Linked DNA regions of Homo sapiens: region 2 is linked to region 1. Evidence: chromatin loops called from intact Hi-C (ENCODE). Cell type or tissue: CD4-positive, alpha-beta T cell. All regions are shown on one strand. Each heading gives the region's core, and the rest is flanking DNA. Links, peaks and the distances in the headings are about the cores only. Region 1 overlaps ITGA2 (integrin subunit alpha 2). Region 2 holds the start of LOC124900974 (a long non-coding RNA gene).

What was found. Hi-C counts contacts between places; a loop is a spot of excess contacts. Peaks named below come from ENCODE experiments on the same cell type or tissue, not always from the same donor. Only the 100,000 strongest peaks of a DNase experiment are listed, where the experiment ranks them.
Region 2: it touches region 1 in a loop (3-fold over the local background); 9 of 110 quality-filtered maps call a loop at or near these places.

What each region holds. Positions count from the first base shown.
Region 1 is chr5:53,077,314-53,093,557 of GRCh38, forward strand. ITGA2 (integrin subunit alpha 2) reads left to right here. Exons shown (of 30, transcript NM_002203.4): 24 at 1,459-1,561; 25 at 3,198-3,308; 26 at 4,279-4,383; 27 at 6,027-6,140; 28 at 9,639-9,728; 29 at 12,633-12,749; 30 at 13,206-16,244. The coding sequence ends at 13,286. Among named protein-coding and RNA genes, the nearest start is that of MOCS2, 24 kb to the right of the region's middle. In CD4-positive, alpha-beta T cell, for the core only: no CTCF peak of the experiment used is centred there; a DNase peak (open chromatin) is centred at 12,328.
Region 2 is chr5:53,028,285-53,044,528 of GRCh38, forward strand. It overlaps ITGA2 (integrin subunit alpha 2), which reads left to right. Exons shown (of 30, transcript NM_002203.4): 3 at 13,828-13,937. It overlaps LOC124900974 (a long non-coding RNA gene), which reads right to left and starts at 7,484. Exons shown (of 2, transcript XR_007058767.1): 1 at 7,354-7,484. RefSeq lists a silencer at 13,206-13,295. In CD4-positive, alpha-beta T cell, for the core only: no CTCF peak of the experiment used is centred there; no DNase peak of the experiment used is centred there.

The DNA of each region.
Region 1 (16,244 bases), core at 8,245-16,244:
TCCTACACAATAACTTAGTGTATTTCTTAGCAACAACTTTGATACTGTATAACTGTACAGTTATATTGTAAAAAAAATGATGGGTAGAAATAGCGATAATAGTATTATTTCTGAAGCAGGATCCCCCTGAGTATAGATATTTACTATTATAAATATATTGATCAACACTTAAGTAACAAATGGAAAAGTGTCAGATCTCTTTAAAATGCAAATGCAGACCATATTAATTTAGAAATTGGCCCCATTTAGGATCTCACACAAAGATCTTCTGGAAGGCATAGGAAATAATTCATGCACACACATCCAAGCTTTCTGTTTCAAATCCTAGTCAGTTTTCCCATTTTCCATGTCAGGCTGACAAATCATTGTTTCCTCTCATATATAACCTTGACAAATACATCCACTCAAGTCTCCCTGTGACATATTTTCCTTTTAAGGATATGGAAAAAATCATTAAGGCATAAAAGAGGGAAAGACAAGGTTTTAGTAAAGAAACCCAAAAAATTCTACTTCAGAAAATATCCACCCCAAGTTTTTAAGAAATAGAATCAACATTCTATAATTAACGTAAATTGTCCAGTGGGAATAAATGGAAAGGATATGCACAGTGTTCTCAGACCCCTACCCTCACTGCTCATCCCCTAATCCCCCACGCAAAGAAGCTACCCTGGTTGGAATCCCACCTCAGAGCCCCAGAAATGAGTGAGGAGAGGGGAGGTCCCCAGTTTCATTCTAGTCTGAGTGGTCCTATGAGGGTTTCTCTGATCTCATCATCACTTTGCTTGCAGAACTTAGTTGGCAATCTTAAGCAAAGAAGTTAAGATCAATCCAGTGGCTTTAGGTCCAGAATACTAAAACCTCTGGATCATCCATCTTAAAGGTGGTCTCTACACTAATGGTGGAAACAGATTTGACCAACCTCATTCAGACCCAAACCATTCAAATTGGTTTGCAACTAAAGAAGGATAGGAAGAACGAATAATACAGGCATCCAATAATGAACACTGAAGGAGCTCAATACCCTATTATTATATTTTAGCCACACCAAAGTGAAAACCCCTGGCTTATAAATCCATTCATTCAACTAACAAGTACTGATTGTCTACTATGTTAACATACTAGTCAATATAACAGTAATCTTGGGAAGACTTCTACTATCAATTCTAAAGTAATACTTTTGTACTTATTTAGAAACTTGAGAATTGGTAGACATGTAATGCACAAACTCTTAGCAGAAAATCCACAAAGAAATATGTTTTCAAAGGAATTTATGTTAGTCTTAGAAACATACATTGGACGATAAGCCCATAGGCAAGCATTTCTTTTTATTTGGTGCTTTTGTAACTAAAAGTAAAATTTACTTTAACCTAAGCTATAAGATACTTAAATAAAAGAAATATTAACCTTCAAGAACAAAAGCAAACTAAAATATTTGGCTTTACAAACATCATCCAACAGATCTACCAACATAAATTTTTATGAAATCTCTTCGGATGGGAATGTTCCTTCAATCGTGCACAGTTTTGAAGATGTTGGTCCAAAATTCATCTTCTCCCTGAAGGTTGGTAAGCCTGTCATAAGGATGGCAAATCCAGGAGAAAGTGAGAAGAAAAAAAATGAGTCTGGAAATAAAAGGAGAAAGTAAAAAGAAATTGAAAGAGATCCGTGGTTCTCAAACTTGGGTGTGCATTACAATCACCTGGAGGAATTGTGAAACCACAGATGCTGGGCTTTATCTCCAGCGTTTCTGATTCAGTAGGTCTAGGGTGGGCCTACACATTTGCATATCTAACAAGCTCCCAGGTGATGCTTATGCTGCTGGTCCAGGTGCCATACTTTGATAACCAATAGGCTAGATCATAGTTAAGTAAACAACTGGGCTTTGTGCATAGTTATGTGTCTTGGGTAAGGGATACTTGATATATTTTGAAGGCAAATGTTCAACATTAACCAACAGAGCATTACTATAAAGGAAGGTATTGCTGTGGGTAAAAGTCTTTGGCATATAATTATTATGCCAATTTATCCTCAGAGACCACTTCTGTTTGAGTTTACCATTTGTATACAAATCTGTACAGTAATACTAGGTAGTATCTAAAAATATTTTTGAACCAAATTCTATTTACTATTAGTAAGCGATTATTAATCTAAAGATTACTACCAGTTAAAGATAAATTAATTTGTGAAAGAATAACTATTTTATATTGTAATTAAAGTTAAAGAAACTTTGGAAAGTAAAAAGAATTTATCCACTATCCTAAGCCAATACCATTTTATTTTTGTTCATTTCTCACTTGTTTGTTACATGGTTGCAACTCTGCAATTTTGTGATAAAAAAAATCTTTAGAAGAATCTTTATGATCTAGATACTACAATAGAATTTATAAAATGTGGATGGTATTTGGCAACTACATTCTTTAATGGGGCATCTATTCAATTCGCGGTAATAACATTCATAGAGTGTGTAATAAGTATACACCAGCCATGGTATCAAGTGCTTTACATATGTTATCCCATTTAGTTCCCAGATCGGTTATGAGCTTGGTATTATTATTCCCAGGGATGTTATTTAAAATATTTAAATAACCAGTAGTGTATGAGCCCTGGCCAATTAGAACAGAAACCCCCACCCATGAGAACAGATGCTGTACCAGTGCCCTGTGCCAGCACATACATACTGAATTTCTGATCATCTTTATTTTACAAATAAGAAAAGCATAGAGAGGTCAAGTTCCTTGCCCAAGCCACACTGCTAATCAGCAGCAGACTGGGACACAACACTCCGGCAGCCCAGCTCCACAGATGGCATTTTTAACCATTTATACCACATGTCTCACAAAGTCACAAATTACTTACCCATTAACATTGTAGATGTTGAGTTTTTTTCCATTGAGCCATTTATGCCCAGTGTTCCATTATTGGCGCACTAAGCATGTGGGAGTTACTTATATCCTACTGCTCAAGGTCATTGCCAAGGTATGATCGAAATTTCAAAAAAATTGCAACCTCAGGCATAAATGCGTTTTAAGAGGTGAGACACAGAGACCTGAAGTGTGACTATAAAGTAATGGCTGACTTTCATTTGGACTCAGTCTTACCACCTCGTAGTTGCCCTTCATCAACACGGGGTTACTGGTGAATTTCCTTGCATCATGTACATCCTGTTGCAGTACTGGCACATTTTATTCTCTACATAGGTAACAACAGGAAGTGTTCCAGTAAGCATGGCAACTGTAATCATCCACATCCCTCAGTATACCAAAGAAAAGAACCCACTGATGTACCTAACTGGGGTGCAAACAGACAAGGTAAAGATTAAAAAATTGCCTAAAAATGTGTACTTTCAAGATGTAAATAACCCATGAGATTAGGGTGATCATGTCTGACATTTTACAGATGGGAAACAGATGGTAACTCCTATGCAGCCTGGGTGCCAACTGACTAGCAGTTAATTTCATATTAGAAAAAATATTGTTACAAGAAAACAAATGGCTGAGTCTAGGGAATTGCAGGTGGCAGAAATTATTCCAAAAACCCCATTTTGGCCTGGTGAAGATCTGACTTTGACAGGCCCTGTGAAGGCTGGGAGGTAAGGGGCTGGACCTATATGGGGAGCATAGCAGGTCTTCACAGCTGTGATAAGGAGCTGGTCTTCAAGCAGCCAGCCTGGACTTTCGCCTGGTAATACTCAACCCTGGCTGTTCATTTTAATCCCTCTGTTCGCTCTTTTAAATAACAGTGCCCAGACCTAACCCAGGCAATTAAATCAGAAGCTCTAGGGGTAAGATTCTTACACCAGAGTTTTTCTTTAACCACCCCCACTCCATCCACACCATGGTTCTAACACGCAACCTGGGCTGAGAAGCGCTGCTCTAGCCAAACCTCTTGACATTGGCTCATCTTCAGTCCAACAGTTGTATTATTCAACAGTTGTATTATTTCTGTAGTGTGCATAGGAGGCTACAGAAAAATCAAAATCCTAAAATGTTCCAGAGAAAATTACCCTGAATTATTCACAGTGTTTAGCTATTGCAGATTTGCCTCATCATATGTGGGCTATAAAAACCTAGCCCACCTCATCAGTTCACATCAGGAGCATTTAAATACTTGATGTTCACCTAGAGATTATATGAAGTGTGGCCAGGTCAGTGGCGTTGAAAGAAGCCTAACAGCCCTTCCCAGACCCCTACAAGTGACAGTAGGATTTCCTAACATGTTGAAAGGAACATCATAAACTGTTTTGCTTCTGAAGTCTGATCGGGTGTTCTTCTTTTATAGGCTGGTGACATCAGTTGTAATGCAGATATCAATCCACTGAAAATAGGACAAACATCTTCTTCTGTATCTTTCAAAAGTGAAAATTTCAGGCACACCAAAGAATTGGTGAGGACAAGTTAACGTGTGAAAGCTCCCCTCATTCATTTATTTCACCTGTGATCAGGACGCTGCTTTTCTCCTACCAGCTGATATCATAGAGCTTTCTTATTTTGCCTTTGATGCTTATATGAGTCAAGATTTAGAAAATATTAGGTTGGTGCAAAAGTAAATACGATTTTGAAACCCACAATTTACGTTTGCACCAACCTAATATGTGGTCAAATCTAGGTTACTGGAATTATCTTATGCCACTTCTTACAAAATATAAGTTCCAGACTTTATGACATCAGAAAAACTCATGTGAAGCTATTGTGTTTATGCGTTGTGCACTTTGGAAACAAGGCAAAGAGCTGTGAAGGAACTAGCTGTGTGCTACAGAGGAGAAGCCCCTTAAATCCCCCTTCCACATAATACTGATGTTTTTTATTTAGCTGTGAAATATGCTGCTGCACTTCTCTGTTTTTCAATATTTTGTTATTTCCTGTTCTCAAGCTATGCCTGCTTCTTTGGGAAAGAGACTAGTCTAGCATCTGGCATGGTGCTCGGCACATATTAAATATTCAAATAAAGTAAACCTTTAGTAAGCAATAACTCCTAAACAAACCTCAGCTCTCCCCTATGAACAATATTGGAATTCTCCTGGTTTTCTTTAATTGCAGTTGTTTTATTTTGTGAAGGATGGGGAAAACAGGAAACCAGAAGAATAAAATTATTTCTTTTAATGTGTATTAATCTACAAGTAGGTAAATGCATGCTGTAACTGAAGTGGGCCACGCTACCTTTTGGCCTTGAACATAGGCCAATGTGTCATAGATTTTCAATTAATGACTTCATTTTTTAATGCAGTTTTACATTCATGGAAGAATTGAGTGGAAAGTACAGAAGTTCCCATATACCCCCTGTCCCACACAGCCTCCCCCACTATCAAAATCCCGCACAAGAGTGGTATATTTGCCACAATCGATGAAACTACATTACTATATCATTATCAACCAAAATCCATAGTTTACATTAGGGTTCACTCTTGGTGTTGTTAAAATCCACGCTGTGGAATTTGACAAATGTAAAATGACATGTATCCACCACTATAGTATCATACAGTGTATATTCACTGCCCTACACATCATATGTGCTCTGCTTATTCATCCTGCCCGCCCCACTAGCCCTTGGAACCACTGATCCTTTTTCTGTCAACTTGTTTAAAAACCTAGGGAGTCTATAATTAGGTTTAATGACAAATTGTAGTACATTTTGTGCATGTTTACTAATTTATTTAACTAGTACATTGTTGCTAAACAAGTTACAGTTTTGGGGGGGGTTGGTTTTTAGGTTTTTTTACTCTTAGAAATAGTAGTGCAATAAACAGGCTTGGGGTACTTTGTTCCACATATTGCTGATTATCTCCTGAGGCTATCTATACAGACAGGAAATGGATGGGGTAAAGAGTGTGCACTTGGTACATTTTGAGATATAGTCCCACAATCCCTTGAAGGAGGGCGGGAGAGTTAGAACTACTAATAGCTCATGAGATTGCCTGTTTCCCTAGGTGTGTCCCAGCACTGAGTTTTATCTAGCTTTAAAATTTTAGCATTTATTTTTTAACTCTTACTAACTTGCTCTCTCTTTTACCTTTGACTCAATACTATAAGAACTGCAGAACTGCTTCCTGTAGTAATGTTACCTGCTGGTTGAAAGACGTTCACATGAAAGGAGAATACTTTGTTAATGTGACTACCAGAATTTGGAACGGGACTTTCGCATCAGTAAGTATCAGTTTTATTTGTTAGATTTATCAATAGCAAGGAAACATAAGTCTGCACTGACAAGTTCTTCCCCTTTGACAAAATAAGTATTCTGGCTAATGTCTGCAATGGCCAAATAACCCAGAGCATTTTACCCTGAAAGGCAGCACACTTCCATCGCTTTCCAATGCCCATCCAATTTAGCAGTGCCTCAGAGTCATCTGGGATACTTGTGAAAGGGTCTGTTTCTCAGACTCCATGCGACCTACCACATCAATGGGAATGGTGTCAGGGTCATCTCTGCGGCCCTGGGCTACAAGGGGCAGCCTGCTTTGTCCCCCTCTAGGGGTTCCTCCACTCTCCATCTTCCCAGTCTCCTGTGCCACACCCAAATCAAAATGTCTGTGTCTCTGTCTCACTCCTTGAGCTCTCAGTTAATTGTATGATTGATCTCAAACCACCTAGTAGATGAATCTAGCATAAAGATATGTCTTCCTATATTACAGCCAGGTCATCACCCTGCTCTCCTGTTTTACCCTTTTCCTGTTGGGAGAGCCCAGTGGGCACATGACTTTCTAAATCATCTCAATCCCCATGAAAGTTTGAAGAAAAAGCCAAAACAATGTCATTGTTTTTTTCCATATGGCAACTGTGAGTCTGCTCTAGTTATATTTGCTTTCAGCAGGGATTTTGGTAGCTAGAATTTCAGTCTGGCATGAAAAAATATAAGGATAGACAGGCCTCCTTAAACTGGACTGCTTGTGTGGCTAGCATTCCTTTTACTGACATGGGCTCCAATTGAGGAAGAAAAACAGAAATTAGTCTGAAACCTCCTGGGGATCTTTGTAGCTCTTACTAGATTTTTTTTTTCTTTTTAACAAATAAATCAGTTCCCAAGGTGCTTACAACCAAACGCTACTCATTTTTTTTTCTGTTTATCATTTCATGATCTCTCCAATAAATCCACTTCCTGCTATAGAGTTTTGTAAAACTGGAGAACTCAGCACCCTCCAAACTCATCCCTGGAGTCAAATATAAGCAATATTCTTGGACAAAGACATAGAAGAAAACGGAATAGTAAAAGTTAGAACAAAATGCAGAATTGGGGGAATGGGGAAGTGAGGAGTTGAATATTTCTTCTGGCTTGCTTGCTTGCTTTTACTTTGTTTTCTTGTTAGTTGCATTTGCTTTCAAGTCTTCAGGACAATTCTAGGTCCTTTAAGACGTGAAGCGTGCCGTTAGTTGTTATCACCTTCCCAGCTGCTGCAGTGTGGTGCTCAGTTTTGCTCCATTGGTTCTTGGCTCCTTGGATTTGAGGAACAAATGTTTTCATAGCAAATTTTGCCAACTGGAAGGAACACTGACTGTTGCACATCAAAATGCACACATGCCAGCTCTGTAAAACACATTTGGATTTTCTTGAGTTTAAGACTACATCACTTTAACTGTGAAACTTTTTAAAGTACCTTCCCAACGATCTTCAGAAGCAGTTTATTTCTGGGAGTAAACTTCCTAGAAAGTGTAGTATTTATGCTGCTTTAATGTGGCTATGGTGGTTAAACTAAGAAAACACCCTTGAGATGTCAAGGTATGTCAAGTGACATACAAGGATTGTGTCAAGTCCTACATATCTTCCTCCTTCATGAAAAGTCAAATGTTTATCCTCACCTTGCTTCCAGCAATTTAAGCAGCAAAGTGGATGTTTCTCAGACCACTTAGGAGATCCAGTCTGAAATATGGATCTCATTTCCTGTATTTGAACCCATTAATGCACTGCCTTTTGTTGCTACCCTTTCTCTGATGTAGTGCAAGGCAACTTAACATTTCAAGTAATTTCATTACAAAGTGATTGATCAGGGCTCCAAATTGATGATAGAGTTGCTGCCATTTGTAGGGAGAAGCCTTGTTGAACGCTAGCAGGTGCGTTACTTCACTCTCCAGATGTGTGTGGCATGCTTACCTCTACTTGTTAACCCTGCAGGATATTGTATGCCTGTGAGAAGGGCCTATTTTGAGAATGCTATAAGAAAAATTCTTTCATCTTTAGTCTTTGGGGATTATGAAACCAGCATTTACTTAACTGCTGCTTTTTTTCTTAAACTTAAACCATTATCAATACTCTTAATGTTTCCCCCAATAATATGTTTAAGAGACTGGTGAGCATGGTTAATTTCTGATCCAATCATCTATATTGAGAAAATTAACAGTAACCAGAGACTGAGCCAGTGGAAAGGAAATAAATTGCTCAGTTTTTGGAAATACATTCTTTCTGGCTCCCAGATATTGTTTAGCAAATTACCTCACAGAGTATGTCCAATAATGTGCCCTAGTAACCAGAAAAACTGAGTCCTAGTAGCCACAGCATGTGAAAGCAGCTCTAACATCTAAGCGCTGCATTCCGCTTCACAGTAGCATCAGACCTAATGTAGAGAAAATAGTGAAATATACACATCAATAATGTTTCTATTGAAAAAATAGACTTTTTTTTTTCCCCCAGACAGAGCCTTGCTCTGTTGCCCAGGCTGGAGTGCAGTGGCTTGATCTCAGCTCACTGCAACCTGTGCCTCCTGGGTTCAAGTGATTCTCCTGCCTCAGCCGAGTCGCTGGGATTACAGGTGCCCACCACCATGCCCGGCTAATTTTTTATATTTTTTAGTAGAGTCAGGGTTTTGCCATATTGACCAGGCTGGTCTTGAACTCCTGACCTCAAGTAATCTACCCACCTCAGCCTCCCAAAGCGCTGGGATTACAGATAGAAGCCACTGTGCCCTGCTGAAAACTAGGCTCTTTTTCTGTAACTAGATGGAGGAATGAATGTAAAGTTATTTCGAATTAGTAAGTTACCAGTGACATCAGCATAAAATATCCTTCCTATATACCTGCCCCAAATTAAGTATTATTTGATAGAAACACTTAGATAGGAAATCTGAAGTTATACTGATGTGATATAACAAGCTGAAAGGTTCAGGGCCATGGGTGGTCAAGTTCAAGTGCACTTTTAAACACTATCATTTTACACACATGTACCCAGAAGGAAAGTTCTCTTACCTTTTAAATGTTGGTTTTCCATTCCATTGTGTGACTTATTCAGGTAAGTATACAAAGATGCCAAGTTTACAATTTTCTCTCATGTCACAAACTTATTTTTTAAAAAATCTGAACTGTGATCTTCCCAGTTAGAAATATTCATTTTTAAATCCTCACTTTTCAACCCAGTTCTCAAGTTCAGATCTCCTCAGGGAGATATTTTAACCTACTCATGTCTGGATCCCACCCCAGAGAGTTGATTTGTGGTGGCAAGGTGCAGACAGACATGTATTAAAATTACCCGAGGTATTTCTGACGGGCAGTCCTGTTACACAGCACTGGTTTAAGCACACACAGATTCTGGATGGGTCTTCAGAACCATTTGCTCTTGTCACATTCCACCAGGAAATAAATACATAAATCATAAGCATGCCAGCTTCTCTGCATTTGCTGCTGCTACGATAAAACATATTCCTTATTCTTATGTTCCAGTCAACGTTCCAGACAGTACAGCTAACGGCAGCTGCAGAAATCAACACCTATAACCCTGAGATATATGTGATTGAAGATAACACTGTTACGGTGAGCATATCACACCCTTCCCTGTGAGCCTCAGGGTCTGTGATGGCATTCCACTTCTAAAAGCCTGGGATAGTCACTCTTCTTACCTACATGTATGTAGAAGTATCTTACTAAAACTTTAAAGATCTGATGTTTATTATGTTGAGATTTTGGCGAGGGTGTGTGCTACTTAAAAAGTTCAGTGATACACTTGCCTTCCTCCATGCCCCCCACTCATGTCAGCAAAGCTGGCTTTCCTAGAGGTGGTGATCCAGTGAGAAGTACAACAAAAGGGGCTCTATGTTCTTTGGGACTCCATGGTGTCTCTTCTCATGACTAAGCCAGCAGCACCAGTTCTTCCTTTCTCCTCCTGCTTACACAAAATGGTCTGGAGCTTAGGCCACAAAACTTAATCATGCTTATTTAAATCATAAATTGTATTTTGAAAAATTTTTAAAGAAAGGTACTGAAGCATGCTTAATAAATAATGCATTTATTAGAGGGTTTTAAAAAATAGTTCTCCTTACAACTAGACACTGACACTGTGTGGCATGTCCATTCATTAGATCTTACATTCGGGAGGACTATAAATGGTCCCCTTGATAAAAAAAAAAAAAAAAGCTTTTACAGAGAAATGTACTTTCACAGAAAACAAAGGCTCTCTGTTCTAAGAGCTGGCATGAGATAATTTTCCTCTGCACTGACTCTGGTTAGAATATGCCATGTTTAGATACAGTGGGATTTCCATGCCCAGCTAATCTGCTGGCAGAGCCCTGAGCATTTTCCTCCCAGTGCTTGTGTTAGGAGTTGAAAGCCAGTTTAAGAGTCTGCCCCCAAGGCCAGCTTGGCAGTTGGCCTCAGTCCACTCCTCTGGCTTGGTCAAAAAGTTATGGCCCCATGAACTATGGGCCTCCTCACTCCATGCCTGAGAGTGAAGCTCACAGCACTGGAGCCCCACTCTTGTCCAAGGGAAAATGATTCTACGCAACAGAGCACACTTCTCTGCCTCTGGTTTAGGAGCCTCAGTGAAAGCCTACACCCTCTCTTCAGACACTGGGGCCTGGAAAATCAGAAATAGAGCCAAAGGAAATGCAGACTTCAAATTCAAAATGCTATGAACTTAGCATAGGGGAGAAGTATTATAGATTTTTTTTAAAAGCTCATTTTAGAAAAACATAGTGTTCAGACAATATGTGAAACTCTACTGAAGACTGTTTTTAGAAAGCAGTATTAAATATATCAATTGGAAATTCAAATGAACAATTTTAATAAATCCATTAGATTCCTCTTTTATTGGTTTCCTCTGAGCAATACTAATAAATAACAGAAGCCAATTACTAGGTGCAAAAGTAATTGTGGTATTTGCCATTAAAAGTAAAGAAAGGCTGGGCACAGTGGCTCAAACCTATAATCCCAGCACTTTGGGAGGCCGAGGCAGGCGAATCACCTGAGGTTGGGAGTTCGAGACCAGCTTGGCCAACATAGTGAAAACCTGTCTCTACTAAAAATACAAAAATTAGCTGGGTGTGGTGGTGCACGCCTGGAATCCCAGCTACTCAGGAGGCTGAGGCAGGAGAATCGCTTGAACCTGCGAGGCAGAGGTTGCAATGAGCTGAGATTGTGCCACTGCACTCCAGCCTGTATAACAGAGAGAGACTCTGTCTCAAAAAAAAAAAAAAAAAAAGTAAAGAGAAAGTACTTTTAATGGCAAAGACTGCAATTACTTTTGCACCAGCTTAATATTACTCAGTTGTGTCTATGAAAAATTTTTTAATCTAAACAATAATTTGGATAAATTTTTGAATAAGGTATGTAACCTAAATAATAACTTCACATGTTCCTAAGTATCTGTTAATTTATTTGAATGCCTGGCCCACTTAAAAATCTGATCCACAAAATGCTATAGTCATGGGTCCATAGGGATCCGTGGTTCCCTGGGTTAGAAAGCTGTGGAAAAGAGAGAAGTAGGCTTATGACTGCCATTAAGCAGTGAGCTACAAGAATTTATCATCACTTTATTCATAAATTGATAAAGCCTTACATTTTAGCTCTTGAAGATACAAATGAAAGGAAATACAGTCACCAAGGCCAGTTGCAAGTTTAGCCCAGCCCATAAATTTATGACAAAAAGCAGCTCATCTGCCATTGCAATTTAATGTTACATCAAGTAAATAAAACACATATTATCCTCTTCTTTTGCTTCTAAATACAGCTCTTTAGGAATATTTTCTAAAGAGAATGCTTGAGACACTTTCCCCAATTAATTAAATTTCCCCTAATTAATTAAAAACTGAATATACAGTTTTACTGTTAACACTCAGGGCAGCCATTCCATTACAGCATCTCAAAGATTGCCAGGAAGCAGATACAAAGAATCCTAAGTAGCCTGAAGGACAACGTTCCCACTGAAAAGGTCAACTTGACCCTTGAGATATTATTTCTACTTTTCCAACAATATCAACTTGGAATGAGGTTTAAGTGAAACTAGTATTTTAGACACCCAATACAAAGCTGCTGTTTCATCACCATGAAGTTGGGTTAAAGAGTTTCTTCGACTCCCTTCCCCAAAGCTGTTTGCTTTCACTTGATGATGCTTTCACTTGATTTGAATGTATGCCAGAAATGGAAGTTTCTATTTCATAAGTAAGATAAGCATCTGAGATTGTCAGGCATGATGTAGCCACAAGACACTGATGTAGTTAAAGCGGAGAAACTAGAAAAGTTGTATTTTTTAGCTGGTTGGACTTTGCAGGAAGATTTTCTCTAAAATTATTCTGACAATGTTTGAGATACGCCATCATGAGCAAGTCTTGTCACCTTTCTAGAGCTGTAGACCTTCACTTACAGAATTAGAGAATTGGACTAGACCATCTCCCCCCTTTTTTGTGGTATTAAAATAACTCAACTGTGAACTGACATTTCCAGATTCCCCTGATGATAATGAAACCTGATGAGAAAGCCGAAGTACCAACAGGAGTTATAATAGGAAGTATAATTGCTGGAATCCTTTTGCTGTTAGCTCTGGTTGCAATTTTATGGAAGGTAAGAAAAGCTTTATATTTTAAAATACAGGGCTCCTGAAGGCCAGCCTTGAATTTGCTTACAAAACATCAACTTCAGGTTTTATATGGTACCTTCTCTATCACAAGGAGAAAAGAAATGCAAATTTGTTTATAATTTCTTACTCATGTCATTAAAAACAACCAGTAAGGATTTTTCTTCTTTTAAACCTTCCTTTCATCCAGAGCCCTGAATGTTTTGTTCAGCTTCAAATAAGTAGACGCTGAAAAATGTAGCTTTATGCAATGCAGCTGAGCTCTCTGGATATAAATTTCCTTCTAGCAGGTGGTAGATATCAGGTCATCAGTCTGCACACCTCCCTTCAGAGCCTCAGGGATTCCCAGAGGTGCATCAGAGGACGTGGGCAGCCAAGGGGGTCAGAGGCACCTTACAAAATAAGCCACGGGTGGTAACATTCTTATATCATCACCTTTACAGCTCGGCTTCTTCAAAAGAAAATATGAAAAGATGACCAAAAATCCAGATGAGATTGATGAGACCACAGAGCTCAGTAGCTGAACCAGCAGACCTACCTGCAGTGGGAACCGGCAGCATCCCAGCCAGGGTTTGCTGTTTGCGTGAATGGATTTCTTTTTAAATCCCATATTTTTTTTATCATGTCGTAGGTAAACTAACCTGGTATTTTAAGAGAAAACTGCAGGTCAGTTTGGAATGAAGAAATTGTGGGGGGTGGGGGAGGTGCGGGGGGCAGGTAGGGAAATAATAGGGAAAATACCTATTTTATATGATGGGGGAAAAAAAGTAATCTTTAAACTGGCTGGCCCAGAGTTTACATTCTAATTTGCATTGTGTCAGAAACATGAAATGCTTCCAAGCATGACAACTTTTAAAGAAAAATATGATACTCTCAGATTTTAAGGGGGAAAACTGTTCTCTTTAAAATATTTGTCTTTAAACAGCAACTACAGAAGTGGAAGTGCTTGATATGTAAGTACTTCCACTTGTGTATATTTTAATGAATATTGATGTTAACAAGAGGGGAAAACAAAACACAGGTTTTTTCAATTTATGCTGCTCATCCAAAGTTGCCACAGATGATACTTCCAAGTGATAATTTTATTTATAAACTAGGTAAAATTTGTTGTTGGTTCCTTTTAGACCACGGCTGCCCCTTCCACACCCCATCTTGCTCTAATGATCAAAACATGCTTGAATAACTGAGCTTAGAGTATACCTCCTATATGTCCATTTAAGTTAGGAGAGGGGGCGATATAGAGAATAAGGCACAAAATTTTGTTTAAAACTCAGAATATAACATGTAAAATCCCATCTGCTAGAAGCCCATCCTGTGCCAGAGGAAGGAAAAGGAGGAAATTTCCTTTCTCTTTTAGGAGGCACAACAGTTCTCTTCTAGGATTTGTTTGGCTGACTGGCAGTAACCTAGTGAATTTCTGAAAGATGAGTAATTTCTTTGGCAACCTTCCTCCTCCCTTACTGAACCACTCTCCCACCTCCTGGTGGTACCATTATTATAGAAGCCCTCTACAGCCTGACTTTCTCTCCAGCGGTCCAAAGTTATCCCCTCCTTTACCCCTCATCCAAAGTTCCCACTCCTTCAGGACAGCTGCTGTGCATTAGATATTAGGGGGGAAAGTCATCTGTTTAATTTACACACTTGCATGAATTACTGTATATAAACTCCTTAACTTCAGGGAGCTATTTTCATTTAGTGCTAAACAAGTAAGAAAAATAAGCTCGAGTGAATTTCTAAATGTTGGAATGTTATGGGATGTAAACAATGTAAAGTAAGACATCTCAGGATTTCACCAGAAGTTACAGATGAGGCACTGGAAGCCACCAAATTAGCAGGTGCACCTTCTGTGGCTGTCTTGTTTCTGAAGTACTTAAACTTCCACAAGAGTGAATTTGACCTAGGCAAGTTTGTTCAAAAGGTAGATCCTGAGATGATTTGGTCAGATTGGGATAAGGCCCAGCAATCTGCATTTTAACAAGCACCCCAGTCACTAGGATGCAGATGGACCACACTTTGAGAAACACCACCCATTTCTACTTTTTGCACCTTATTTTCTCTGTTCCTGAGCCCCCACATTCTCTAGGAGAAACTTAGAGGAAAAGGGCACAGACACTACATATCTAAAGCTTTGGACAAGTCCTTGACCTCTATAAACTTCAGAGTCCTCATTATAAAATGGGAAGACTGAGCTGGAGTTCAGCAGTGATGCTTTTAGTTTTAAAAGTCTATGATCTGGACTTCCTATAATACAAATACACAATCCTCCAAGAATTTGACTTGGAAAAAAATGTCAAAGGAAAACAGGTTATCTGCCCATGTGCATATGGACAACCTTGACTACCCTGGCCTGGCCCGTGGTGGCAGTCCAGGGCTATCTGTACTGTTTACAGAATTACTTTGTAGTTGACAACACAAAACAAACAAAAAAGGCATAAAATGCCAGCGGTTTATAGAAAAAACAGCATGGTATTCTCCAGTTAGGTATGCCAGAGTCCAATTCTTTTAACAGCTGTGAGAATTTGCTGCTTCATTCCAACAAAATTTTATTTAAAAAAAAAAAAAAAAGACTGGAGAAACTAGTCATTAGCTTGATAAAGAATATTTAACAGCTAGTGGTGCTGGTGTGTACCTGAAGCTCCAGCTACTTGAGAGACTGAGACAGGAAGATCGCTTGAGCCCAGGAGTTCAAGTCCAGCCTAAGCAACATAGCAAGACCCTGTCTCAAAAAAATGACTATTTAAAAAGACAATGTGGCCAGGCACGGTGGCTCACACCTGTAATCCCAACACTTTGGGAGGCTGAGGCCGGTGGATCACGAGGTCAGGAGTTTGAGACTAGCCTGGCCAACATGGTGAAACCCCATCTCTAATAATATAAAAATTAGCTGGGCGTAGTAGCAGGTGCCTGTAATCCCAGTTACTCGGGAAGCTGAGGCAGGAGAATCACTTGAACCCGGGAGGCAGAGGTTTCAGTGAGCCGAGATCGCGCCACTGCACTCCAGCCTGGGTGACAGGGCAAGACTCTGTCTCAAACAAACAAACAAAAAAAAAGTTAGTACTGTATATGTAAATACTAGCTTTTCAATGTGCTATACAAACAATTATAGCACATCCTTCCTTTTACTCTGTCTCACCTCCTTTAGGTGAGTACTTCCTTAAATAAGTGCTAAACATACATATACGGAACTTGAAAGCTTTGGTTAGCCTTGCCTTAGGTAATCAGCCTAGTTTACACTGTTTCCAGGGAGTAGTTGAATTACTATAAACCATTAGCCACTTGTCTCTGCACCATTTATCACACCAGGACAGGGTCTCTCAACCTGGGCGCTACTGTCATTTGGGGCCAGGTGATTCTTCCTTGCAGGGGCTGTCCTGTACCTTGTAGGACAGCAGCCCTGTCCTAGAAGGTATGTTTAGCAGCATTCCTGGCCTCTAGCTACCCGATGCCAGAGCATGCTCCCCCCGCAGTCATGACAATCAAAA
Region 2 (16,244 bases), core at 4,262-12,261, 53 kb before region 1:
TCGTGAGCTGGGTTTTAAGTAGTGAGGATGAAGAGGCTGGAGATGAGTGTTAACTAATGTGAGGAGACTTAGAAAACAATGCATGTAGATACAGTTTGTCAATTGTCTAGAAGGATAAGAACATCTGGTTGGAAACCAAAGATTGGCAATTATTGTAACCATTTGGGATACGAGAGAGAGTTGCATGTCTAACAATTATCAAATGATGCTTTGATAATCATAAAGTGGTGAGGAGGCTAGAAAGACAATATGGTCGGTATATTTTGACCTTGGAATCTAGCAGATGAAGTAGCTAATGACCCACAGTTTTAAATATTCAGCCCTAATTTTTTCCCTCAGACTGCTATATTAAACAATTCATTCAACATCTCCACTTTAATGCCCAGTAGACATACCAAACTGAACTGGGAGAACACAAGTATCTGATTTTCTGCACAAGCTAATGAGGCCAAAAATCTTTGACTTGTCTTCTTTCTCCTCCCCTATATCTTATCCATGAGCCAGTCCTGTTAATCCTATCACCAAAATACCAATTATACCTGGCCGTTCCTCACTGTCTCTCCTGATGCCACCCTGATGGAAGCCAACACCAGCTCTTACAGGCACTGCTGCAGCAGCTTCTCCACCTGCCTTCAGCTTCCCTTCCTGCCAGCTTTATTCTGCTGTCTTTGCTCTAGCCAGTGTGAACTGTTAAAAACATGGCTCGGCCAGGAACGGTGGCTCATACCTGTAATTCCAGCACTTTGGGAGGCCAAGGCGGGTGGATCACTTGAGGCCAGGATTTCAAGACCAGCCTGGTCAACATGGCGAAACCCCATCTCTACTAAAAACACAAAAATCAGCCAGGTGTGGTGGCGGGCGCCTGTAATCCCAGCTACTCCAGAGTCTGAGGCAGGAGAATCGCTTGAACCTGGGAGGCAGAGGTTGCAGTGAGCCAAGATCAAGCCACTGCACTCTAGCTTGGGTGACAGAGTGAGACTCCATCTCAAAAAACAAACAAAAAACACAGCTCATTCCCTAGATTAAAATTCCTTAAAGGATGCTCTGCGATTGGGTGTCAGCCTCTCTCCTATTATCATCTTTTACACCTTCTCCTCTGCTTTCTATGCTCCAAGAACTAAGTCTTTTGTCTGTTCCTTGAACATGCCTAGCTCATTCCTGTTGCAAAGCTTTTGCAAATTATTTTCTCCTGCCTGGAAGAGTCTTCCCTAAGATCATCACTCAAATGGTTTTCATCTTTCAGTCTCAGCTCAAATGTTTCTTCCTCATAGACCTTTCAGAGCAACCCTATCTATATAGCACTCGACTGCTCTCTGAGTCACTCCAGCCTTACAGGTGGATTTATTTTCTAATGATTAGTACTATCTTAAATGATCTATACTTGTTTATATGCTCATTATCTGTCTCCTGCCACTGTCTCTGAGTTCAGGGACACTGTTTTGTTGACTGCTGCATTCTCCACACCCAGAGTGATATCTGGCACTGAGTAAAGGATCAACAATTATTTGTTAAATGACTAAATGGAAGTCCCAATTCTAAATGATTCATCCCAAGTGCTATACAAAGTGAGCTATAGTAGACTGACTTAAGATGTTTGAGCTGAAAGGGAGCTTCAGATGAACTCCACTGTTCTAGTTCATAGACATGGCCTAGCTGAGGACATCTGGCACCGAGTTTGAAGCAATTCTTTTAAGTAACAGCTTTCCTGGACAGAGTAAATCTAAGAGCCACCATCAGTAATAGACATTATTGAAGGTGATAAGCCTTTCAAGGATTGTAAGGGGCTCAACCACTGGCCATGCTGCTGGTTGGAAGTTGAACAAGACGAAAAGGGACACAGAGTTGAGAGGATCCCACCAGGCAGAGTTCTGGGAACATGAGAGGCAGCCATATCTCCTTTCTCTGTCCAGGATTACCTCTAAGTATCCAAGACATTGTTGAAAGACAAGTATATTTGTAGTTTATAGTGAGATCCTAGTGCTGGTAAGACCAGGGACACTGGACATTTCTAAATCCTGCCTGGACCTTCTCATGACATCCCTGAATGATGTATAAACACAGGACAATAGGTCTGGGAAGCAAGGCACCACTCTATTATTGGCTGGGCCAGGGCTTTGAACTCCAGTATAGAGCTTTCTGGCAAGGTGTAGCACTGAGATTAGGCTCAAGGCCTAACCACCAGATGATACAAGCATACCCCACCATGCAAGAGGAAGAGACAGCACCTGTCTGACCTGAAGGGCTGAACCATATGGAATTCAGAAGCAGGAAGGACAGAGAACAAAAGTTGGCCAAGCAAGTCTGTCTGGGTCCTTTTGTTGATCTGGTCTTATGAAGCAAAGAAACAAGAGAGGCAAAACCATGGGCATGATTTTCTAAACTACATGAGGTGCAAAAAATGCAAAACATAGTTGTTGGCCTTAAGGAGTGTAAAATAGAGTCAGTGAGGAAGATTTATATGCAGAATAGGCAACTTTGAATAATATAGAAGACATCAGTCAGTGTAAACCCCTTGCAGTTAATGGTGTTTGTTTTCTTTCAGTGTCACTAGCTATAATAACTTAAGAGCTCATTTTCTTTTCCCAAGGCCTGGGTCATTAGAGAGACAAGGTTTTCTCATGACCTCTGTCATTTGCCCAGCCCTGCCAAGGTACCTTGCCACAGAGGGCAGGGCTGTGGCCAGGATCCAGGTGAATGGGTTATCCCATTACAGTGCTAGAGTGGGCCATGTTAGGACAAGCAGTCTTCACGACTCTCAGGCTCAAGGAAAATTATATGAAACTTGGAACCCAGAATTGCCTGTTTGTTTTGACAGTGGGCCCTGTGCCCTTCTCTACTCTTAATTTATGACAGTTGCATAGGCATTATGGAAGTAGCAGATGTGGGAAGGACTGTTTAAACATTGACTTTCCTTCTGATACTAATCAAGTTAGTTTTGGACACAGAAATTGGTATGACCATGAATTATTCCTTTAGCAAATTGCGAGTTCTTTTTCCATGGATTTATCATGTAATACATGCACACACACACAACTTTGTTTTCTTTATTCCCTTACTGCTTATTCTGAAGCTGTCATTTTGGTATCTTTTTCCTCTGCTTACTTTGACTTTCTTTGTAATCTTTCTATCTAAGTCCTGACTTCACTCCTTTCCCTCAGACAACTCACTGAAGGCTCTAGTCTGAGTATTCTTAAATCACACTCTGTTATTTTTAAAGTACAATTTTAGCTCTGTCATGTGTGCCATGTTTTCTAAGAATTTATGGGCATATTTACATCAGGATCTACCAGATTTTAACAAAATAATCTTAACTCTTTTGCTAGTTTCATTTATGAGACTTTCATTGCACTATGAACTTCAACTCTAGAAACAGTGGTGACATGGCTTTGATAATTCTGGAGCCTTTTTAACAGTCTCAAGTGAGCGGGATAATTTTAAAACAAGCTGACCTCCCAAGTAGAGTACCTGGGCAGCCCTCTGGCTGTAAGTAAGGCTGTGGTCTGTTCTCTTTTCGGTGTAGGCGGAGGGCCATCCCGCTTCAGAGCCCTCACTTCACACACAGGATGTTCCAATGTGGATGATGCAATTCTTATCACAAACAATCTACAAAGGATTGAGATATGTTTAAAATCATTTCCTGGAGTTTGTGGTGATATGCACTCTTTCTGTTTGTCTAATCTGAAGGCCTGTTGCAAGAACAATCTGAGCTCATTATGTGACTCAAAAACCAGAGAGAACTGCAATCTCTCTGTGTGATGAGGACTGACTGGGAATTAGGGTATTTCCAGTTGTAGAAATGTCTTTCATTCTAACAAGGACTAGTGCATTCTTTTTCCTTAAAGAGAGAGGAGAAATAGAAAGAACAAGTGTCATAGCAAAAAATAAAAATAAAAAAAATCCACCTATATATGAGCTTATAGTTTTAACTTTTTAATTGAGAAAAACTTTAATAAAGCTCTACATGTGTTATGAATATAGCATTGTCATCCACAGATGTGCCTATAGGAGAACTTTAAATAAAAAAAAAAGTTTAATTCTATAACAGACATCAAAGATTATGTCACGTGATACTTTGATAATAACACCACCTGGTATTTATTGAGTACTCTTTCCTTGCCAAACATGTAATACCCATAATTACTCTAGGAGCTTTGCAAAATTATTACCCCCTTTACAAATGAGAGGAGTGTGACTCAGAAATGTTAAGTAATTAACCTAAGATTACAGAGCTGATAATTAATAAAGATAGGGGAAGCTAATGCAAAATGAGACAAAATGTTCCAAACGTACATATTTTTGTAAGTATCCAAGAAGGAGAGTGACAGGATGTAGTTGGCATTTATAAATAATATTTAAATTTTATTTTAACATAAACTTTATGAAGTAAGAGAAACTTTCAGAATCTTGAATGAAAAATTCTGTTAGAGAATTTCCAATGTTAGCATCATTGGCTTTACCATCAGCTGTTTCCTGGGCAAAGATGATAGTTACCATCCATCTTTTCATCCTATCATAGACAGGAATTTCTTGTATGAATATACTCAGGAGCCGGAGCACAAGGGTTTTACCCTCAGCTTCCCCACCACTCCCTGGGTGACTTTGGGAAAGTCACACAACTTCTCTGGAGCAGAAAGTATGCCATCCTTATCAAACTGGAATGTTATGAGCACCTTGTGTGAGAATAAAAGTAAAGCACTTCAGGGCTGGGCTCGGTGGCTCATGCCTGTAATTCCAGCACTTTGGGAGGCCAAGGCGGGCGGATCACTTGAGGTCAGGAGTTCGAGACCAGTCTGGCTAACATGGTGAAACCCCATCTCTACCAAAACCATAAAAAATTAGCAGGGCGTGGTGGCAGGCACCTGTAATCCCAGCTCCTTGGGAGGCTGAGGCAGGAGAATCACTTGAACCTGGGAGGCAGATGTTGCAGTGAGCTGAGATCATACCACTGCAGTCTAGCCTTGGCAACAGAGGGAGATTCCATCTCAAAAAAAAAACTGGGTCCTCCCTACCTCTTCCTATCCCCTCAACCAATTCTCATCTGTCATGGATGAGCTTCCATGCATATTGGATTAGCTTCATGAAGTCCATTTCTTCTTCTTGGCCAAGAATGCTATTCTATTCCAATCCTCTTTCCAAAATAATCATGTCTTTGTCTTTTATGATATAGCCTTTTAAATATTAGCCAATTATCATCCTTTATATCTCTTTCAAAGATAAAAGTCTCTTACCATTAGGTTGTCCTGGCAGTGCCATTTAACATGCCAACTTCATTTATTCACAGAGTTTGCTTATATCTTATTTAATTAAATTAATTAATTAATTAATTAATTTGAGACAGAGTCTCAGTCTGTCACCAAGGCTGGAATGCAGTGGCTCAATTTTGGCTCACTGCAACCTCTGCCTCCTGGGTTCAAGTGATTCTCATGCCTCAGCCTCCTGAATAGCTGGAATTATAGGCATGTGCCACCATACTAGGCTAATTTTTTTTTTTTTTTTTGAGACGGAGTCTCACTCTTTTGCCCAGGATGGAGTGCAGTAGGGCAATCTCGGCTCACTGCAAGCTCCGCCTCCTGGGTTCATGCCATTCTCCTCCCTCAGCCTCCCAAGTAGCTGAAACTACAAGCGCCCACCACCATGCCTGGCTAATTTTTTATATTTTTAGTAGACACGAGGTTTCACCGTGTTGGCCAGGCTGATCTCGAACTCCTGGCCTCAAGTGATCCCATCTCAGCCTCCCAAAGTGCTGGGATTACAGGCGTGAGCCACCGAGCCTGGCCCTCCTTTTATTTTAAATTCATAACATAAATATTCCTTTTCTTCTTCCATTCAATTTTATTTTTTACTCATAACTTAGTCCAGTGTTTGATTCTATAAAGACATTAGAAATCCAACTGTAATATATTCTTACACTTTTATTTTAACTTTAAATACTTACTGTTAAAAATTTTATAAATACTTATTATGCTATTGCTGTACAATTAAGCCATCCTCAGCACTATTAATACAGGTATCCAAAGTGGCATGTCTCATCTCAACAATGACAACCCCCCAAGAGGCGGAGGTTGCAGTGAGCCAAGATCACGTCACTGCACTCCAGCCGGGGCAACAGTGAGACTCCAACTCAAAAAAAAAAAAAATCTATAGTAGGAAGGACACTTTAAATATCTCCTGATTTGCTTCTTCGTTCCTTCACTCTGGATACAAGTTTGTGTGTGCACCTACAAACACATGAATACATACACACCCATTGTTTGTGACTTGCACGTGGGAGAGATATGTTGCTCCAGAATGTCTGCTGTGCTTTAATGATCTATAAAAATCCTCCATGCCTCACCAACAAGTCTTATAATTTTAAGCTTTCCTCTGTGGTAATGTGTGAATATCTGTTTCTGGAATAAAGTTCATTTACAAAGGTGACTGGGACTTACACACACACCTTCCTAGTATCTAGTTGTCTAAGACATTTACATCCATCTAACTCCATCTAAAGAAGGATCTGGGGAATGCTAAGTGGCACAAGTGGCAACTATTTATTAACTTGCTGTGCCCCATATGATGGGAAAGCAAACAGTGCTTCTCTAGAAGAGTTCTAAGGGAACTTAATATGGTAAAAAGAACCAGCAATTTTGAGCAAAAGGGCAGGGGTGCAGATATATAGGTTTTGCTTTCACTTAGACCCTTGAAGTCAGTTTCTTTAAATGAAAACATAAATAGTTATACACTTGACCTCACAGAGTGTTTATAAGGATCAAAGGAGATAATGCACATAAAAAATGCTTTATGAGCTATAAAGCAGTTTACAAATGTTGCTATTCCAGTTTTTATCATTGATGAAACAACCATCTGCCAAAGCACCTAGTTGAAAGGTACTAGCTCATGAGCTTTGATTTGCAAAATGTGATGGTCTTAAAATTATCCCCCTCTCTCCCTCCAATAGCCAAGAACAGGAATTTGTATCATCACAAGGCTTTAGGGTTAGTATTTTAGCTTTTGATTTTAAATTCAAGAAAACTGCATGTCGGATGAGAGGAAGTAACATAATTAGTTTTTATTGATTATATTTCTTCTAGTGCCAAAGCCAATTTCTGGAATTTTTATGAGACAGAACAGTAAGCTTAAGATGTTTTAGCAATAGTGAAGTCAGTGGACTCTTTATCGTGAAACGGAAAGATGCTGAGGATCTAGCCATCCCGCTAACTGAGGAGACAATGTGGAAGCCTAAGAAGTCTGAGGCAGCATAATGAGGCCTAAATACTAAAATTGCCTTTCAATATATGCCAAAGAATTTAACTATTAAATTTATGATAGCAGTATTTCCAAATAAAACCTAAAAAATGAAATGACTCTTTTTACCTGTCTTCCTTCTTCCCAGAGACGGGCAGCCTTCACGGGTGAATTCTTTCCATCACAAATTCATTTTATGTTTACCAGCAGAAAGCAGGTACCATTTAGAGCTCACCAAGCACCTTGTGTTGTCCGTGGCCTGGAACTAAACAATATAAGAAACAATATTTATATTTATATACTATAGACTTGGAAAATTTTTACGTGCATGTAGATACAATAAGTTTCTAATCCAAAGTAAAATATCCCCTTGGATGGCTCATAGACCTCTCAAACTTAAAATATCTCACAGTGAACTCTTGAGCTCCCCCTATCGCAAAATCTTGCTCTACTGACAGCATCCCCTTTAATCTGATGGTAGTGACTAGTTTCTTTTAGCTTCTCAGCCAAACACCTTTAGGCTGTCTTTGACTCGTATTCATTCATTCATTCATTCATTCATTCATTCATTGAAAGACCAACTCCTCAAGAAGTCCTGCTGCCCCTACCATCACACTCTATCTAAAACAAGACCACCTCTTACCACTTTCCCTTCTGCCAGCCCTGTATGAGCACTCCATCATCTGTTGCCTGGATGATTGCAGTTGTCTTCTAAGTACTTTACATGACTCACCTGTGCTTCAATACAATGATTCCCAACAGTGTGGCCTTCAAAATTCTTCTACAATATGTCAGATCACATCATGCTGTACTCAAAACCCTCCAATGGCATTCTCATTTCCCTCAGCTGGAAAGCTGAGGCCTTCTATTAATCATTACGTACAAGTCACTACATGATCTATCATTACCAGTAGGACTACCATCTCCTTCCACTATCCCCCTCACTCATTCTGTTCCAGCCACAGGGCTTTTGCATTTGCTGTTCCCGCAGCCTAGACTATTCTGCCACTAGAGTCTTAAGGTTTACTCTTTAACCTTCTTCAAGTTTTTACTTAAATATTACCTTCTCAGTGAGGCCTTCCCTGACCATTCCGATGAAGATTATACTGCTCTCCACCCCACACTCCTAACTCCAGCCTGCTTATTTTTCTCCCAAAGCACTGATCACTACCACTATATGGTTTACTTACTTATTACATTTACTGTCTATTTTCTCCCACTAGAATGTAAGCTCCTCAGGCTAGAAACTTTTTTACTGATTTATTCACTAGTATATCCTCAGTACCTAGAATGAGGTCTGGTACATAATAGGTCTGGCCACCACGTATAGACTCACAGATTGTATACTGCACAAGGCCTGGACACACCATTCAAGGAATGGTGTCCCCTGGGGTTGTGTACCATTTCAGTCCCCAAGAGCCCAATAAACATTTGTTATAAAATTGAATAAAACAAAATGTTTTGCCCTACTATTTTAAGTACATCTCTGTCAGTAATCTCTGGTAAAATCTCTAGTATTGAAGAAAACACTTGGAGAATTTACAGACTCACAGACCAAAGGAAGATATTTATAACAGCCCCTAGATTGTGGGTTTAAAACTGTCCTACCTACACCACCATAAATACTGCTTGCTAACTAAACAAAGTATTTTGAATTCCACTGGAGGTAGGCAAATTGGCTGTGTTTTGAAAGTCTACATAATCACTATTTTCCCACAAGATAATTGAACAGTAAGTGTTATTTAAAGTAGTCTTGGAAGAATTCCCAGTTTCACTGGAGGAAAAGAAAAGTTTATATCTTGGGATTTTGTTTTGTTTTGAGAATCAGCACACATGCCTGTTCATGCAACTCTTTTGTCTGGTTGGGATTAAATTAAATCCATTACTTCAAAGAGGTTTCGCCATACTTCAACAGGTATACTCACCAACATATCCAATTTCCCACCTTGGTAACAGTTTCTCTTGGTGTGTCTCTTCCTGCACGTAAAATTTCATAGAGAAATATAACAGCCTCCCTCATCTTCCTGTCTGATTAATTTAAGAATGCCACAATTTTCTTGGAATAGCCTCTTGGTGATGTCCTAGCCTCTTCTTATGAGGGTGAGTTGTCAGGAACTAGGATTTCACCGAGGCCTTAGGGTGTGAATGAGGAGGAGAGTCTGCTGGAAATGTTTCTAATAAAGAAGGTAAGCAAAGGTCAGTGACTTCTCTGTAGTCACCAACATGACCTGTAGCCTACTTATTAATGTGGTTCACAATATTTAAGAAATGAGTCATATATGATGAGGAAACCCTTGTTCTTCAAGAGTTACCAAAGTGGTCTGGTTTTCCACTATTTTCTATTGCCTTGTGTTAAGAGTTTAAGATAGCATAATACTGTCAGAGATGTATTTGCATGTATCTTTTAGGGAATTTCAAGTGCTTCCACATCCTTCTTGTTAAGTGCCACACAACTGCACAGATGCTTACTTTTCTCTTCTTTCTGATTAAATTAGAAGAGCTGCAGTTTTCACAGAGGTGGTCATGATGTTATGACCCCTCCTGTGCTGCAAGGTTATCAAATCCTGAATTCTTAGAAAAGGTGGTAGGAGGTGACAGGGAGAGTGTCCAGGGAGTGCTTAGTTGAGAGAAAAAAACCAAACAGTCTTCTCAGGAAGAAAATAGCTAGTTGTTGCAGCTTTGCTACCAGAGGCTCTGATAAAAAAAAAAAAAAACAGTTAAATTTTAGATCAGACACACTTCTCTGTTGTTTCTCAGCAAGCCTCTCTCGGGCTGTGGTGAGGATGGTTGGAAATGTGCATAATAGAATCACCTGAATTTGGTATTTGCATTTGGTATTGTCTGAACATACCCTGTTCCTACCTGTCATTGGGTTTGTATTTGGTGTTGTCTGAACATGCCTTGTTCCTACCTGCCATTGAGAACAGTGTAGCCTAGGCCCCACAGTATGGATGTACCCTCCCAGGACAGCTGTGCTTCGTGTCCAGTCTGCAGCCCCTTCATATATCACACAGCCACACACCCCTTCACATAAGTGTGGCCTGACTCCCTGTGTCTGGTTTCTAATCCATGCTAGTTCTAGAACCCACCTCATCTGCTAAGATCATTTTCCCAATCTGGGCCCTCTGCCAGGACTTCCTGCAGCTAAGAGGAAGGACACTAGCCTAAGCGTTAAGAACCTGGGCTTCCGCACTTGGTTTTCACTAGCCATGGGAACATGAGCAAGTCACTCATCAATCTGTGTCTCAGTGATTCCATCTGTAAAATGAAGTGTAAAATGGGGATAAGATCATCCCCGGTGGCCAGGCACAGTGGCTCACACCAGTAATCCCAGTGTTTTAGGAGGCCAAGGAGGGTGGATCACTTGAAGTCAGGAGTTCCAGACCAGCCTGGCCAACATGATGAAATGCCATCTCTATTAAAAAAGTGCAAAAGATAGCTGGGCATAGTGGTACATGTCTATAATCCCAGCTATTCAGGAGGCTGAGGCAGGAGAATTACTTGAACCCAGGAAGTGGAGGTTACAGTGAGCCAAGATCATGCCACTGCACTCCAGCCTGAGTGACAAAAGACGAGACCATCTCAAAAATAATAATAATAATTTCTGGCTTCTTCTGCAGATGAAATTAGATAATCTTTGGAAAGGCTTACACATAGTACCAGATGTTGTAAAATTTACTATAATTAATAGGAATTAATTAATGAATGCCAAGGGGCAGAGCCACACTTCCTATGATAGTTCCTTGCTATAAGGTGCTATTTTGTTCTCTACATTTACTCCATAGTAAGCTTTTGTTTGAGAAAAAAAATGCCAGTTTGGTGCGTAGTAGATACGCAGAGGCTGAGAAAGGAACAGATGACACAATAACACAATGGTAACAGAATGTATAATGCTTCCCTCTCAACTTGGTTGATTTGTTTTTTTTACATTTACTTGGACCAAACAAGCAAAAATACATGCTCCCCAGAAGAACAGAAATAAGGATTTTCTTTGGGAGGTGGAGGCGGGCGGATCACCTGACGTTAGGAGGTTGAGACCAGCCTGGCAAACATGGCAAAATCCCCTACTAAAAATACAAAAATTAGCCAGGTGTGGTGGCGCGGGCCTGTAGTCTTAGCTACTTGGGAGGCTGAGGCAGGAGAGTCGCTTAAACCCGGGAGGTGGAGGTTGCAGTGAACCAAGATGGTGCCACTGCACTCTAGCCTAGGCAACAGAGTGAGACTCCATCTCAAAAAAAAAAAAAAAAAAAAAAAAAGTAAGGATTTTCTGCTTAACTTTTCCTTAATCAGGAAACTCTTTTTTAAATGATAGCATAGAATCATCCATTCATTTGCTTGTTCATTTGCTGTTGTTTTTTTTAACTCATTTGTTCAACAAGTGGTTATTCATTGCTACAGGCACAGAATTCCTAGCCCTCATGTACCTTTCCTCTCTAGTGAGGGATTTAGTCAGTAGGAAGGCAGCTATGGGGCAATATGATTTTTTTTAATGGGATGTGGAAAGGTCAGAGGCTATGTAGGTACTTAGGGTTACCTCGAGTTAAAAGAGCCGGGGGACTTCCTAGAGGAAGTGGTGTCAAACAGGAGATCAAACTAATGAGTAGACATTGCCAGGCAAGAAACAGCATGTATGAAGGTTTAGAAGCAACAGAGACTCTAATTTGAAGGAGAAGCTAAATTCGATATGACTGAAATGTGATTTCAGGAAGACACATAGAAAAAGCCAGGGTTAGAGAAGAAAGAGTCAGATTCTTTCCTTTTTACACTTTAAGATATGTCCAGCATGCAAAAATCAGAGTTAATGCTGTGTAATACTACTATGAAATGAAGACCTGTACAGATGGAGAAAATCAAGGCTCTGGAAGACAATTTTCTTGGTACCGACTCTATAAGATTCCTAATTTCTTCTGAGCTATCATGAATTTGAAAGACATCAGATATGCTCAAACACGCGTTCCAATTCTGCACTGGTTCCCTCCCTTCATTAAAGTGGCTATTGGGACTTACTAACATCCAACATTCAGATTTCTATCTTTTTCAAAAGCCTTAACCTATCTGCCTGGTATTATTGTAAACCTAACTATGGTAATATTTTAAAAGGTAAATTATGGTAAATTATTAGCTCATAAGAAGAAAAAATCTTTCAACTCTAACGTTAAGGCTGACTGAATTAAAGTGTGCTAGAGTGTTCTATCTTAGTTTGAGAATAATTTTATAAGATGAACGAGGAGAGAACTTATTAATGAACTATTAACTTTCAAAATAATCTGCATTTTCCTTTTTCCCTAAGTGTTCATGCTATTCTGTCTGCTAATACTTCAGGTTAAAACCTTCATCCTTTGGTGTCCATTTTTGTAACCTTGGACCATTTTAATGTTTTTTCTACTGGTAAACTAGATCATATATTCCAGGTCATTTGGATTTTTATTTTACTTGTCACATATATCTAGTTTTACTAGATTTAGAAGACAGCAGTCTGCTTTAATCCTTTTGTATCTACCGTACCTCAACATGGGGCATATGTTGTTTAAATGATAATTATAAAATATATATACAGAAGGCTCATGAAATAATTTTAGTTTCTTTGATATTTTAACCCTTCCCAATACTGACATGAAAAAAAATGGAAGCAAATATGCTTCCGTATTAATTGAATGCTGCTGAGTAACCTGCTGCAGTTTCTAAAGATCAAACTGATACCTGGGCTCTTTCTGTGCAATCTTCTGTGGTTCTAAGTGTCAGGTGAGTGCTTCTGCAAGAAAACCCATATTCTCTAGGTGAAGTTCTGAAGGAAATGAAACTAACCGAAGGAAGGATGTAAACACCAATCTCATCCTGTATTCTAGATATATGCACTTTGTTACACATAAAGATAGCTTGTAATGTATTTGTTCTGTATTTTTGCTAAGTATCCTCTCATAAAGACAGTTAGCATAAAGCCACTAAGATAAGATATCTGCTCTCTAAATGAGTCAACATATGAAAATGCTTAGGGCATAGAAAGCACTCAGCAAAGGCTAGTTGTTGTTCTTGGTTTAAATTTGGTTTCATTCTTTAGAGCTGTGCTGAACAATACGTAGCCACGAGCCACATGTGACTACTGAGCACTTGAAATGCTACTTTTCCATATTGAGATGTGCTCTAAGTGTAAAATCTACACTGAAGTTCAAAGACTTAGGAAAAATGAATGTCAAATATCTCATTACTAATTTTGATATTGCATGCTAGTTTGGATATATTGAGTTAAATAAAATATATTTTTAAAATTAATTTCACCTGTTGCTTTTTATGTTCTTAATGTAGCTGGCTACTAGAAAATTTGAAATTATATATGTGGCTAATATTCGTAGCTTGCATTATATTTCTATTGGACAGCATTGCTTTAGAGAGACTTTCTAGGGTGTGTGGCAATGCAGCAGTGTTACAGACATTGATCAAAGCTCTTTATCAGCTAAGCAGAAAGGCAGCAGGTCAAATCATAGCTGAACAAATATAAACTGTTCACATTGAAATTTAAATGTGTTTTTCACTGTTTGTGATCAGGTTTATCTTTAAGAAACTATACTTAACACTTTGTGTCTAATAAAAAAAATGTGTTTCTAGGTTACTGGTTGGTTCACCCTGGAGTGGCTTTCCTGAGAACCGAATGGGAGATGTGTATAAATGTCCTGTTGACCTATCCACTGCCACATGTGAAAAACTAAATTTGCAAAGTAAGTTTAAATTTACTTGCAAGGCATGTGATTTGTCTTAGACTCAACTGAAAAATAACATCAGAACAATCATTGTTCTGTCTTAAAGAAATACAGACAGCTTTTTTTTGCCCTTATGTCTTTAGTAATATGGGGCACAATCATATCCAAATTTCCAAAACAGTTTGGAGACTTGACTTAACAAGATGCGTGGAAAATGTGCTATCTCCTGGACCATTTACCTATAGACCATGGACTGGTTTCCATCAACATTTAGAATAATTTTGATGATTACTTGCAGAATCAAGGCTATCCTTGAATCCGAGGCTATCCATATTTCTTTCTCTCCTCTTTGCAAAATAAACCATTAAGTTTGGAAACATCAGTACAAGGGCTGAGTTTGGAGGCACCAAAAACACTCTGTGTTTCTTGTTATGTCTAAATGATGGCATTCTAATAAAACAAATCCACAATTTGGAATTATTTGCTGTTTTAATTATCCCCATCTCAGATGCCTCCTATTAATGCCAAAAATTTACTAAAGGTTCAAGGGTAGACAGCTAAATGAGTGACATTTCCATGTAATATGCTGATACAAGTAAAAAGTCACTCAATTTGATCATCATTACATCATCAGCAGCAGCAGCCTAAAAAAACAGCCCTGAGGAATCACGGAGTTCCTCTGAAGAATTGAGGCATGAATTAGAAAAGAGTGTTGTGAAAATCAAGGGAAAGAAGAGTTTCAAAAATAGTGATTAAGACTTGGAAACAAGGGAAGTGGTGTTTCTTGCATATCTCTGTAGACCTAATATCTAGAATAATTTATGGCACATAATAGGGCTCAATAAACATATTTTCAGTGAAGTAGAAGGAATATCAGTAGTGTCAAATGCTACAGAAGTTGAAGGGGATGAGGACTGAGTAAATGTCTTCAGCTTATTTAAGCAGGTTGTGGGTGATCTAGATCAGTGATCTCCAAATTTTTTGAACACTCAGTATATATATATATATATTTCTAATAACACAAATATATACATTTGGAGTGAGTGTTCAAAGCTTTATTATATAGTCCAAAAATTTTAGTATATCACCCCTAACATTTCATATCACCCTTAACTTCTGAACACTCATTCTTAATGTATATATTTTTATTATTTTTAAAGCTATATACATGTACTGGCCTATCTTCTCAATAATACCTTCACATAAAAATAAATTTTAAAGAATAACAACATGCCCATAGAAGTTCTATTATTTTCTGTCTTCACTCTAACAGATCATATTTTGTGTAACTTACTCACCTAGAGGATAAATCCACCAGTGTTATGGGGAGAAAATAGATAACAAAGAATTTAGGAGTGTGTCAGTAGTGAATGTACAAGGAGTGAAAGTTGACCTCCATTTCCAGAAGTTCAGCAGTGAAGGGGGAGCTGGGAAAAACAATTCTATGGGATAGCAGTGTGAGAAGATTTTTCTAGTAAACAAGAGATGATACTTTTTGTAGGGAACATGGAGGCAGCAGTAAAAAGGGATGATTTGTCCAGGATAGAGTTAACTGATTAAAATTAATGTCATTTGTACCTGAGAAATAGAGTCTTAAAAAGAGTTCTTCCTTCTCTAAGACACAAAGGAAGGAGAGAAAAATTAGGAGTTCTAAGAATGATCTTTACACAATGATTAGAGAAACTGAGATTACCCTGGAAGTCTGATTCATCTTCTCTGCAGTAGTCGTTATTCACTGAGTGATGGGATCTGAGTTGAGGTTGGAGGCTTGAAAAGAAGGGGTGAACTTGGCTGGGCATGGTGTCTCACGCCTGTAATCCTAGCACTTTGGGAGGCCGAGGTGGGTAGATAGCCTGAGCTCAGGAGTTCAAGACCAACCTGGGCAACATGGTGAAACCCCATCTCTACTAAAATACAAAAAATTATCCAGGTGTGGTGGTGTGCACCTGTATTCCCAGCTACTTGGGAGGCTGAGGCAGGAGAATTGCTAGAACCCGGGAGGCAGAGGTTGCAGTGAGCCAAGATCGCTCCACTGCACTCCAGCCTGGATGACAGAGTGAGACTCTGTCTCAAAAAAAAAAAAAAAAAAAAAAAAAAAAAAAAGAAAGGTGAACTTTTACAACAGTCACCCTGGGAAATAAGGGAAGGAATCCAATTAAGAATAAGTGACAGAGGCAATGATAGCTTGGCAGAGATGAGAAACATGACTGAATGATGGTATTACTAAAGAGAATTGCAATGTTCGATAACTCAAGAATGGATACAGTGGTTGATGCCCTAGGTCAGTGGAAGACAGGAGGTGGAGAGATTTATTTAGTATATTAT